Linked DNA regions of Homo sapiens: region 2 is linked to region 1. The links are chromatin contacts, found by Hi-C in ENCODE. All regions are on one chromosome and are shown on one strand. Each heading gives the region's core, a stretch centred on a gene start or an enhancer-like site at or near the end of the contact. The rest is flanking DNA. Distances are from core to core; before and after follow the strand shown. Region 1 holds the start of SDCBP2-AS1 (SDCBP2 antisense RNA 1). Region 2 holds the start of SOX12 (SRY-box transcription factor 12).

What was found. Hi-C counts contacts between places; a loop is a spot of excess contacts on that map. Pooled maps may share reads with other maps.
Region 2: a loop to region 1 is called in a pooled map, with 13 times the contacts of the local background. The contact joins the promoter of SOX12 here to the promoter of SDCBP2-AS1 in region 1. A Hi-C loop is called at or near these places in 6 of 50 pooled maps.

The regions. Positions count from the first base shown.
Region 1 is chr20:1,321,877-1,328,049 of GRCh38, forward strand. SDCBP2-AS1 (SDCBP2 antisense RNA 1) reads left to right here and starts at 3,467. Exons shown (of 3, transcript NR_040049.1): 1 at 3,467-3,653. All of the region lies in intron 1 of SDCBP2 (syndecan binding protein 2), which reads right to left. All of the region lies in intron 2 of FKBP1A-SDCBP2 (FKBP1A-SDCBP2 readthrough (NMD candidate)), which reads right to left. LOC124904856 (a long non-coding RNA gene) reads left to right here. Exons shown (of 2, transcript XR_007067487.1): 2 at 1,990-2,493. RefSeq lists enhancers at 3,529-3,758, 3,749-4,043.
Region 2 is chr20:321,851-328,023 of GRCh38, forward strand. It overlaps SOX12 (SRY-box transcription factor 12), which reads left to right and starts at 3,702. Exons shown (of 1, transcript NM_006943.4): 1 at 3,702-6,173. The coding sequence starts at 4,075. The coding sequence ends at 5,022. NRSN2-AS1 (NRSN2 antisense RNA 1) reads right to left here and starts at 3,402. Exons shown (of 3, transcript NR_109990.1): 1 at 3,292-3,402; 2 at 528-715. RefSeq lists silencers at 2,572-2,831, 3,392-3,701, 3,812-4,191, 4,262-4,321, 4,342-4,831 and 2 more.

The sequences.
Region 1 (6,173 bases), core at 2,217-4,716:
AGCTTTGGCAACCCTAGGCTATAGCAGAGTAGCTACAATTGAGTAGCAGCAGACTCCAGGGTGACCCAGTCCACCATCCTCTATTGGCTGTTACACCCAGACCATTGTACTCACTGGTGCCAAGTCCCAATAGATATTTGTTTGCAACCCTAGTCTACCTCTCCAGCTTCATTTCTTGCCTTACGTCCTTTCAGCTGCTACTTTCAACTCCAGCCACAATGAGCTACTTCCACGTCCTTGCATGTGATTCCCTCCTGTCTCTTTTGCATGTGTTATTCCTTCTATCTGGAATACCCCTCCTCTCCCTGCTCCTTGCTTGGCCAACTCCTAATAATTTTCAAGTCTCAGATCAGGGAGCTCCTCTTACAGGAAGCCTGCTTTGATTTGTGCTCCCCCTAGCCCCTGCTCCATGTCCTACTCCTGTTGAGTATTCACCACTCTTGTGGTTGCCTCTTTACTTGTCTGTCTACCTCCTTAGGAGTTCCAAGATGGCAGGAACAGGGGCTTCTCATTTGCTGTGAAGCCTCTAACCCCTAGCATGGAGGCTAGCTCAATAATATTGCCAGAAGCAACACATTCTACCTGGGCTTCCACTTTTCTCCTTGTAAAGTAAAGCTCTAGTATCCTAAGAACACCCACCTTCCTGGATGAAACAAGGACCAGAAGTCCCAAATGTGCCTCTCACAGTCCTGTTTTATTATTATTATTATTTTGAGACAGAGTCTCACTCTGTTGCCAAAGCTGGAGTACAGTGGCGCGATCTTGGCTCACTGCAATCTCCAACTCCTGGGCTGAAGCCATCCTCCCACCTCAGCTTCCCAAGTAGCTGGGACATAGGTGCATGCCGCCACACCTGGTTAATTTTTGTATTTTTTGTAGAGACAGGGTTTCAGCATGTTGCCCAGGCTGGTCTTGAACTCCTGGGCTCAAGCAATTTGCCCGCTTCGGTCCCCCAAAGTGTTGGGATTACAGGCCTGAGCCACTATGCCCAGCCTTTTGTTTTTAAAATCTGAATTAGTGCCAATATTTAAAAATCTGGAAACACAAAATGCGTCACTTCTTACTTGGATTGAAAAAAATATAAACATTTGGCAAGGCAAGAGCTGGAATAGTGCATGGCAACACTCACCCGGCTGAGTCACAGCCTACCTCGCAAATGGGGCTGTACGTGCTTTCCTGTTTCCGCAAGTACCCATCAGCCCTTCACTGATTTACGTTGCCTGCTTGGTTCCTGGAGGCAGCCAGTTCCAGACCCTGCCCTAGCCTGGCCTTTGGGGTAGAAATGACCATCCCAACAGGACAGGAATTTCCTGGGAGGGGAGGGAGTCTGGCTCTGACTTCCTTTAGACCACCTGGGGGAAGAGACCCCTTTGCTTATAGCCTTCCCCACTGTGTACACACACTATGAGATTTTTAATCTTGGGACAGTCCTGAGCAGCTATCATCTGCCAAAACATGACCTGCCACCAGGACCACGCATGAACAGCAGATGCGAAAATAAGCAGCCACTCCTGCCCTGATTTTCCTAACATTTAACCAGTAGAGCACTTATATTTTTGTCAGCTGTCCCCTGGGAGAGCAGGGAGTCAGAGATCCATTTCCTGGAAATCACTCCCGGGCCAGATCACATAACCCTTTTTCTGTGTCTGAGATCCTTTCACCACTGCCACCTTCTCTGGATCCCATCTTAGTGCTGGGATGCGGGGAAGTGAGAAAACAGGTACAGTCGTTCCTTGGGGTAGGTTCCAGGACAATGCCCCTCACTCCCCATCCCTCGGATACCAACATCCACAGCTGCTTATGTCCCTTACATAAAGTGGCATAATATTTGCATATAACTTATGCACATTCTTCTGTATACTTTAAATCATCTCTAGATTACTTACAATACCTAATGCAATGTAAATGCTAAACAAAGTTATATTTTATTTTTATTTGAATTTTTGTTGTTTTTTTTAATTTTTATTTTTAAATATTTTCTGTCTACAGTTGGTTGGATCCATGGATGTGAAACCTGGGGATAGGAAAGGCATACTGTATCCCCTGCCTTGTAGCAGCTCACAATATAATGGGGAATGGTTCCCTGCCAGCGAACATGCTGTGTTTCGTTCAATCATTCAAAACATTTGAGTGTCCACTGTGTGCCAGACGTGCTGGTCCCTCTGCTGTGCACATCATCCTCCTTGGTGTGATGCTCCTTCGAGGCTCAGTTCAGATGCTACTTCTCTGCTTGGCTTTTCCAGACTGCATGATACCCAGGCTGCCTGGCTGGGTCTTCCCATGTATTCCACCCCTGACCTGTACTGCCCCTGTTGCCAAGCTATTTATCAAATTATGTGATTAATATCTGGGTATTTTCTTACACTGGACCTCACTCATAAGGGCAGGAGCTCTGTCCCGTTCACACACGATCCTTCCCCGCCACGGCACTGCCCAGCACACATATGCTAGCAAAAATTATTTGACTGAATAAATCAGTGGTTTTCCAAGGAACAGATTGGAAATTTATGTGGGCATTTTTGGGTGTCACGAGACTGAGGGGACAGTCATATCCCTGTCGGGGGTGGGGGGGGCAGGGATATGAAACTCCTGTAATGGATGGGACAGTCCATTACAGTCACCATAACAAATGGTCCTGTCCCGCACAACTTTCAGATATCCTGCCAAACTTTCAAGTAAGCCAAAAATCCGTTATAATTGGTTGTACATACAATCACAATGAATTTTTCCCTAGTTTTAGTACACACTAGACTGTCTGGAAATGCATATATCAGGTTGGTTGTGGGGAGTTACACTTTGCTCACCATTCTGGAAAATCGCTGCCCACCCTGCTCCCCACGGGTGAGTCACCCGAACAGCATGCTCACGTCTGTGTACATGTGTAGCTGTCACAGTGACTCCGCGCTTTTATATAAATATATTTAGCCTTTGACTCAAGATGTCAGATATAAACTGTTGGCAAAATTCAGCTGAATATTGTCTTCTAGTAAACCTAAGCTGATTCCTAAGTTGGGTACAAGCGTGATCGGGTGTAAGCCAGCCTCAGCTTTTACAAAGTGAAATGCATATTCTTTTATTAGAAATTACTTTCATGTCCCTGCCTTCTCCTTATAAACAAAGGGCATCATATTGATTTTTTACCCGGGGAACCATCACCTGGGCTGCAGCCTCAGGACGAACCTGTGCCTTCCCTCTGTCTCAATTTCCTGCTTTGGGAAATAGGAGCCACAAGCCACAAACTCCATCCACCGCGCCACAGGAGCGAGGTCCAACGCAACGGTCCCTAGGGCCTGCCTCCAACCCAGCCTCAGTTTCCTATCTGTCACATCGTTCTATGATCTCGAAATGACTATAACCCCTTTCTTAGCCCCAAACCAGCCGGAAGCGACATCTTCCGGTTGCTACAGGTTACGGCGGTTGCTATGGGCTACGGCGCCTGCGCAGAAACACCGCCAAGCGACTCAGCAACTTCTAGAGCGCATGCGTTTCGCCCACCCAGGCCCGGGCGCGGTTAGGGGTGACTCCCACGATCCCTAGCGGCTGCAGAGTGGAACATGGCGGCCTCCTTGCCGCTTGCGTTACCAGAGTCCACCCGGCCTCGTGCTTTCTCCGGGCGCCCGTAGCTGGCGCCGGCATCCACAAAAATAGATCAGGTAAAGCAGCAGAGTAAGGCATAGGAAGACTTGGTCGGGCTCCGCGGCCCCTCTTTACCGGATTGGAGGCTGCGCGGGTGAAATCGAGCTTTAAACTCCCCTGGCCTCGGAACACCATTTGTAGCCTCTGAAGGAGGAGGACTTATAAGATTCTGTACTAAGGCAGCCGTGGGAAGGGAGGAGAACCAGGTCGGCCCGCGCGCTCCCGGCTGCTTTTGCTCTCCCTTTGGTTTCGAAAGCGTCAAGTCCCAAGGTATTTCCTACCAATTGTGACGTCACCCTTCCTCCCCCGTTTCTCACCCGTTTCTTGTCTGGCCGTGACTTCTGACCCAGTGTTGAGCTAAAAATGCCCCGCCCCACCCTACGCAGATTCACCCCGCGTCCCACCCACCAGTGACTGAGTGACTGGGCTTCTGCTGCCTAGGGAAGGGTTCTTGGCTTGGCCGGGCAAATCAATTCCCACAGCAAAATCAGACCGAAAGCCTGTTATGAGGGACTCAGGCAGTTGGATGTGGCGTATAGGAGGAAGGCTAGGGCAATCAGGAAGGTCTCCTGGAGGAAGGAAGAAGACCCTGACTGGGCCGTGTAGGATGGATGTTCAAGTGGGAAGAGAGTGTGCTATTCCAGGGACAGGGAGGCCCAGGCCTGAGAGTCCAGTTGCCTTCTGGATCCCGTTTACCTCGCAGATTATCCAAACTGGACTCGTGATTTTCCCCAGCTGTGCCGCGCCTCCCCAGCGGTCTCACTGAATCCACCCATGGGCTATGTCAGAAATCTGGGAGTTATCCTCAGCTCCTCCCTTTCCCTTCTGAAGCCATACCTACTTCTTGCCCTCAAATCTCTGTGACCTGACTTCTGGTAATGTTTCCATTCTCACCATCTCATTCTTCTCCACACTTATCATGAAGTTCATTTATTCCAGACTACTTTAGGTTGAGTCCTAAAAGTCAGCCTGCTAGTTCATGCCTCCATGCTTTTGCAGGTGCTATTCCCTCTGTCTTAAGAGTCATTCATGCCTTCTCTCTTTTCCTTGTTGTGAACTCTTTTTCCTCCAATTTAAAGCTTTCCCCCACCTGTACGCATGGAGATTGGCAAGCCTCCCTTCTCTAGACGACAGCATTTCTTGTATTTGCCTCTTCATCATATATTCCACAAGTGTTTGTTAATCACCTACTATGAGCAAGGCCTTCTGCATTTCCTAGGTTGGATTTCCACTGTGCTGTGTTTGTTTGCTCATCTCCCTCACTGGTCAGGAAATGTCACTCATTTGTTAACCCCCAGTGCTGAGCACAGTGCCTGGCACACAACAGGCATCCCATTACTATTTCTGAAAGGAGTGGAAAAGCAGGCACAGAGAGAAGAGAAAGCCTGATATCCTAAATATACAGTCTTTCTTCCCATGCCTGTCTGTGTTTGCAGTCAATAAGTAGAAAGTCTTTCGAAGAATAACCTGGGCCTGGAAAAGGAGAGAAACCATGGCCCTAACGAGTTAGGTTGAAAGGCTGCCTGGCTCCTATAATCTGACAGTGGAAGTTTGCTCAGTTCTGTGCTGATGGCTTCCCACAAGTAATTGGTTCCTCCGAAAGGAAAAGAACCCACCTAACCCCTCTCTCTCAGAGGAATTTTCCTCTCCCACAGCCCTTTCCAGATTTCCATCCCTGAGCTTCTGTACTTTTTGATATAAGCAATAACAACACCCACAACAAACCAATAGCTGGGCTTCGGAGATCAGCAGGGCTGACAAGGGGACTTCAGCCCCCATCTTTGAACTTAGAGTGAGAACACTCTTTGGAACACTTTGTTCCAAAGAGCTGAAGTGATGGAACTCCCACTCGTTCCTGTGGACAGCTCATCCGTCCTTTACAAGACAGTGCGCGGGAGGGAAGCGTGGGTTAGAGTGTCAGAGGAATAGCTCCTGGAAGGCCAAATTAGCCCAGGGATGTGGTGAGTCGGAATAGAAGAAGCTGTTGCTAGGCCACCAGCATGTACCCCCACTCCTCCTCTCAGTGCTGCACTGCCTGCTGGGGAAAAGCTGTGACTTCCTCAAGCAGACACGCCTGAACCCAGGCCCAGGCAGGGCAGGGTTCAGACTGACTGCTTCTGACTTGTGAGAGCACAGCATAGGCAAATCCCCTTTGAATGTCATTTCTTCCTTTGTAATCTGGATAACAATAGTTGCATCACAGTTGTCTGGAGACTGAAAGATTTTTAAAAAGAGTTAAGGTGTATATGGAAAGCATTTAGCACAGCACCTAGCACATAATAGGCATTCAGTAAAAGTTAGCTGTTTATTCATTGTTTCAGCGCTTACTTACTCAGCACCTGCTAAGTCTGAGTACTGTTCTAGGTATCAGCAGTGAAGGAAAGAAGACTTGGTCCCCAAATGTACTTTCTTTGGGGGAAGAGCTGGATAAATAGGCTTTGTGACTCTGTGTGCTGTGTTAGATGGTGGGAGGCACTGGAGAGAAAGAGCAGGACGGAGGGTCATGTCAGGAGGTTCAGAAGCCTTGCTGGCTGGGT
Region 2 (6,173 bases), core at 2,452-4,951, 1.0 Mb before region 1:
CTTCCTGCCTCAGCCTCCCAAGTAGCTAGGACTAAAGGCACAGGCCATCACACCTGGCTGTTTTGTATTTTTTGTAGAGACAGGCTTTTGCCATGTTGCCTAGGCTGGTCTTGAACTTCTAGGCTCAAGCATCTGCCCACCTCAGCCTCTCAAAGCGCTGGGATTTCAGATGTGAGCCACCTTGCCCAGCCCCTCCCTCCCTTCTTTCCATCACCCAGTCTGGGGTGCAGTGGCACCATCATAGCTCACTACAGCCTCAAAATCTCTGGCTTAAGCGTTTTCCCACCTCAGCCTCCCCAGAAGCTGAGATGACAGGTGCTTGCTACCATGCCCGGCTAATTTTTGAATTTTTGTGGAGGTGGGATTTCTCTATGTTACCCAGGCTGGTCTGAAACTCCTGGGCTCAAGCGATTCTCCCGCCTTGGCATCCCAAAGTGCAGGGATTACAGGCGTGAACCACCACACCCAGCCCAGCTTTATTTTCTTTATAGCAGTCACAACTATCTGAAATTATCTTATTTGTTTACCTGCTCTTTTCTGTTGCCCTCACTTGCTCCTTAAGAACAGGGACCTCTGTCTTGGTCACTGCTGTAACCCAGTAGCCCCAGTTCCAAGTTCACTGCCTGGTGCACAGTAGGTGGCCAATAAATTGTTGAATTAAATGTCCTCTCTTCCAGGGAGTTGTTTTAGAAAGAATCACACACTGCATAAATGTCTGTTGAGGAAGAAAATGAAAAAAACAAAAGTGAAGACATTATCTTCTCGGCTGAACTTCCCACACCATCTTCTCTGTCATTAATAAGTCCTGGTGTCTACACTGGGGAAGGCAGTCCAAGGTTCTTCCAGGGCCTAGGTTCAGCCAGACTTTAACCATCTCTAGCTCCTCAGAGTCCGTCAAAGGGCCTAAGGAATGGTAAGTATTAATAATGTTTGTTTATGTATTTATTTATTTATTTATTTTGAGATAAAGTCTCTGTCTCCCAGGCCGGAGTGCAGAGGTACAATCATTACAACTTCCACCTTTCCGGCTCAAGCAATCCTCCTGCCTCAGCCTGCCAAGTAGCTAGGACTACAGGCAGGCACCACCCTGCCCAGCTAATTTTTGTACTTTTTTTTGTAGAGTAAGGGTTTCACCATGTTGCCCAGGCTGGTCTTGAACTCCTGGCCTTAAGTGATCTGCCTGCCTCAGCCTCCCAAAGTGCTAAGACTACAGCTGTGAACCACTGTGCAGGGTCAAATGTTTATTAATGGATGCATGCATGGATGGAAGAAGGAAAGGAGGCAGGTGTGAATAATGAATGCAGCATTTTCACTGCTGAGAATAAAGAGTGAAATCCTGGTCCAAATCAGTTTGGCAGTGAGTAAGGTTAGGAACTATTCACATACATTGGAATAATAATAGCAGCAGCAGCTACAGGGTCAGAGACAGATCTTTGAGAGGCCATAAGCATTGAAAAGATTGTGGTACCTATCACACACCGTCTAAAATAAAACAAATATTTTATTTATGGGAAAAGTGTTAAGGTGTTGATAATTCCAAGAAAGCTTTTATTTGTCCTACAATCATTACTTTGATACCTTTTCTGAAATCCTAGAGCTGTCCCCACTCTGCCCATTTTTTTTTCTCATTATGGTGATGTCTCTGGGTTGCTGGTGACCTGCGTAACTATTGGGAAATCTAGTTTCTCAAAACTTTTAGTTTTTTTTTAGACAGGGTCTCACTCTGTCACTCAGGCTGGAGTGCAGCGGCTCACTGCAACATCCGCCTCCTAGGTTCAAGCGATTCTCATACCTCAGTCTCCTGAGTAGCTGGGATTACAGGTACGCGTCACCAAGCCTGACTCATTATTTTGTACTTTTAGTAGAGACAAGGTTTCACCATATCGGCCAGGCGGATCTCGAACTTCTGACCTCAAATGATCCGCCCGCCTTGGCTTCCCAAAGTGCTGGGATTACAGGTGTGAGCCACCGCGTCCCGTCTATCATAAGTTTTATTGAACATTGCCTAGGTATCAGGATGTGTTTACATGCATTATCTCATTTAATCTGTAAAACCACCATGTGAGGGAGAAACTGAATTATCCCCATTTTCAGGATAAGGAAAAGGAGGGACTGGGAATGTGAACTCAGGAAGTGTGACTCCATCGGGTAGACTGCTCAGGCTGCAGATGTAAAGGTTTTACACGTAGGCTTTTCCAGATCTCAGCTTCTGAAAGGCGGAGGGACCGTTTGGACGGGAGCAGGGCCTCCTCTTCCAAGCACCCTGTGCCTTTAAGAGTCGCCCCCTCCCTCCAGGGATGCTCCAATTTCTTTCTCCCCACCACCCCCACCCCGCCCCCCGCGCCGCGGAGCCGCACCTCGGTCCTTCCTCCCCGCCCCACACCCTCAAGCTCGGCTCTTGGCCTTCGCTCGTCCAGAAGTGGGTGAGCTGTACCGCCAGAGGCGCATTCTCCTAGCCCCAAACCATGCCCGCTACGCCCCAGCGGAATGCCACCTTAAAGACCCTAATCCGGGCACCTCCCAGCTCCTGCTTCCCAAGGGCGAGGCCTCAGCGCCCCCTCCCATCGCCCATGCTCACGACGCCGTGAAGGTGACCTCCCCCAGGGGCGGCACACGCCCAGTGGTGCCCGAACTGGCTCACACGTGGTGAGCCGGGAGCGCGCGGCCCCTCCCCGCCACGCGCCTCGTGCCGGCCACCCGGCCACGCCCCCAGGACTGGCTCCGCCCCGTGCCCCTGCACGCTTCTCCAGGCTTGGGTGGGGCGACGCGCCCAAGTCGGGCACCGGGCAGGCTACGGGGTGGGGTAGGACCTGGGAATGGCGCACCCACGCATCCTCGAATGTCGCCTGCGGTTTGTGAAAAGCGGGAAGTCCGCCCAGCTCAGGACCTTTGGCTGGCAGGCGAGGTGCCCCGCGGCCCTTGGTGCTGAGCAGGGGAGAGACAGCTGGGACCGCGAGCCTGGGAATCGAATCCTAGTCTGCGTGTCCTCGGTGCTTCCTATTTGGAAACTGGGCATCATATTATCATATTCCCTTCTCCCTCCGGATTCTTATGGAGCTTCGAACGAGATTAAATATACATATATATGAGAAAGGGATTTGTTCACTAGGTCCAAAAGCATTTGCTGGTCCCATATGTGGTCGGACCCTGTGTGTAGTAGGCGGGGGGCAACATCTACGACAACCTGAGTTCGTCCCCTTAAGAAGCTTTCCTGAGTCTTGGGCCCCCCAAATTCTCTTCTGGGATGGTCCGAAAAGACGTCCCTGAAAGAGGAAAGGGCGGAAATCCTACCTGACGGCAGGTGTCTCGGAATGAGCTAAAATTTAAAAGGCAACGCGGGGCAGGGACAAGCGTCCAGCGTCAGATGGAAGCAGGCTCGCGTCCCCTACCCTTCCTCCAACCCCTAACCTAAGAAAAGAAACCGATCTCGCCGGTCTCCCCCAATCCTAGCCGCGAGACCGCCCAGCCCCGCAGCCCGAGCCCCGCCCCGCTCCGGCGGCCAGCGATTGGGAGATGCAAATACCGGCTTCTCTGCCCAGCAACGGGTGACGCGGCGCCCGAGCGCGAGGCGGGGCCCGGCCGCAGCCCAAGCGGGCACCTCGGTGTTTACACGGGGCGGCCCCGCGCGCGCCGCAGCGGCCCGCAGACGGCGAGGGGGAGGGGTGGTGCGCGCGCCGGCGGGGCCGCGCGGGGAGAAAGACACTGAAAGGCGTCGGCGGCCGGGCGGGGAGCGGCGCGCGCGGGCCGCGGCGGAGCCAGAGGCTGCAGGAAGAGCCCGCGGGGGCCCGGAGGGTGCGATTCCTCGGCCCCCGCAAAACAATGTGTGTTGTGAGCCAGGACGCAACTTGCCGGAGGCGGCGGGGGCGCGCCGAGCCCGCCTGAGACCGCGCTGACCTTCTCCCCCCGCCGTCCGTTGGGCCCGAGCGCCCAGCTCCTCGCTCCCCAGTTCGCGGGGGCCGGGCCGAGCCGCGGGGCGGGGCCGCCCCTCCGTCGCCGCTGCCTCCTCCCCCACCCCCAGCCGCGGAGGATGCGGACGGCCCCCGGCGGCGTCTAGCGGCCCCGGGCCCAGGCGCGATGGTGCAGCAGCGGGGCGCGAGGGCCAAGCGGGACGGCGGGCCGCCGCCCCCGGGACCCGGGCCGGCCGAGGAGGGGGCGCGCGAGCCCGGCTGGTGCAAGACCCCGAGCGGCCACATCAAGAGGCCGATGAACGCATTCATGGTGTGGTCGCAGCACGAACGGCGGAAGATCATGGACCAGTGGCCCGACATGCACAACGCCGAGATCTCCAAGCGCCTGGGCCGCCGCTGGCAGCTGCTGCAGGACTCGGAGAAGATCCCGTTCGTGCGGGAGGCGGAGCGGCTGCGGCTCAAGCACATGGCGGATTACCCGGACTACAAGTACCGGCCGCGCAAAAAGAGCAAGGGGGCGCCCGCCAAGGCGCGGCCCCGCCCCCCCGGTGGTAGCGGTGGCGGCAGCCGGCTCAAGCCCGGGCCGCAGCTGCCTGGCCGCGGGGGCCGCCGAGCAGCGGGAGGGCCTTTGGGGGGCGGGGCGGCGGCGCCCGAGGACGACGATGAAGACGACGACGAGGAGCTGCTGGAAGTGCGCCTGGTCGAGACCCCGGGGCGGGAGCTGTGGAGGATGGTCCCGGCGGGACGGGCCGCTCGGGGACAAGCGGAGCGCGCCCAAGGGCCGTCGGGCGAGGGGGCGGCCGCCGCCGCCGCCGCCTCCCCGACACCGTCGGAGGACGAGGAGCCGGAGGAAGAGGAGGAGGAGGCGGCAGCGGCTGAGGAAGGTGAAGAGGAGACGGTGGCGTCGGGGGAGGAGTCGCTGGGCTTTCTGTCCAGGCTGCCCCCTGGCCCGGCCGGCCTGGACTGCAGCGCCCTGGATCGCGACCCGGACCTGCAGCCTCCCTCGGGCACGTCGCACTTCGAGTTCCCGGACTACTGCACCCCCGAGGTTACCGAGATGATCGCGGGGGACTGGCGCCCGTCTAGCATCGCAGACCTGGTTTTCACCTACTGAGCCCACCGTCAGCGGGGCGCGCACGCCCCCAAACCAGCTGTTTACATACAGGAATCAGGTATTGGGGCCCCTCGGAGGCCGAGGCTGGCACCCCATCTCCCGCGCAGCCTGCCCCCTCCTGGACGTGCCCATCCCCCCTCAGATCCAGACATGCCCCTCCCCCGCAGACACACCCCAAGGCAGCCCAACCCCCACCCCTTCCCCGACACCCAAGCCCCTCCCCACGTCGCCCCCTCCTGCACAGCCACCAGCAGCCAGCCCCCTCCGATACACCTCCCGTCCTCTCCTACAGACCTGCACCCCTCCCCCCTTTTGCACACGCCCCTCCTCGTGGCCGGAGGACCCGCCCCCTCCTTTGCTCCGGAATCTCTCCTCCCTCGCCCGGCCCGCCTTCTCTGGGTTAGGGGGGCGATGCGGCCGGGTGGCAACGCACGCGCCTCCTGCGCCCCTCCCTTCCCTGGGGGGAGGGGCGCACCCCTTTTATCCCCGGAGCGCTAGGGCCCGCCCCTCCGCTGGGGCCCACCCCCTTCGTGCGCATGCTTAATGCTTCTGGGGAGGAGGGGGCTGGTCCCAGCGGAGCCGCACTCTTCGCCCGCTCCGGGCAAAAGCGGGGGCGAGTGTAGAGCGATCCTGGGAAATCCTTTGATCCGGGAGCCCTAGGTTTCCTCTCCAGCCAACGGGGCGTCGCTGCCTTAATGGGAGGAGCACTCGGAAGGGTTGGTTTGGGCCTGAAACTCTCCCAAGTGGCATAGCCCCTTTTCCGGTATGGGGTCTCCTACACCCACGCGCACCACCTCTCCGGTCGCGTGGCTGCCTCTACAGCCTACCTATACGTCCCTTTTTCCCCCCAACTGGGAATTGAGAGGTAAGGTCTTTCTCTGGAAATCCAGCAGTAGAGGAAGGGACCACCCAAGAAAACTAAAAACCAAGGCACCTTACCAGTCTGTCTGGGGACAGGATCCCTGCTGCACCTTCCCCACCCCCTCCTGGGAAGTGCCCCCTCACCTCAGGGCACCCGCAACCTGGGCTCCTCCCTGAGCGCACCGGCCCTTCCTGTCACCCAGGTCCACCCTCAGTACTCAAGCTGCAGTATACAGCGGGAAAAACTGAGGCACTTTGGTGCTAGGGGTTTGGGACTGAGGCGTGGAGAG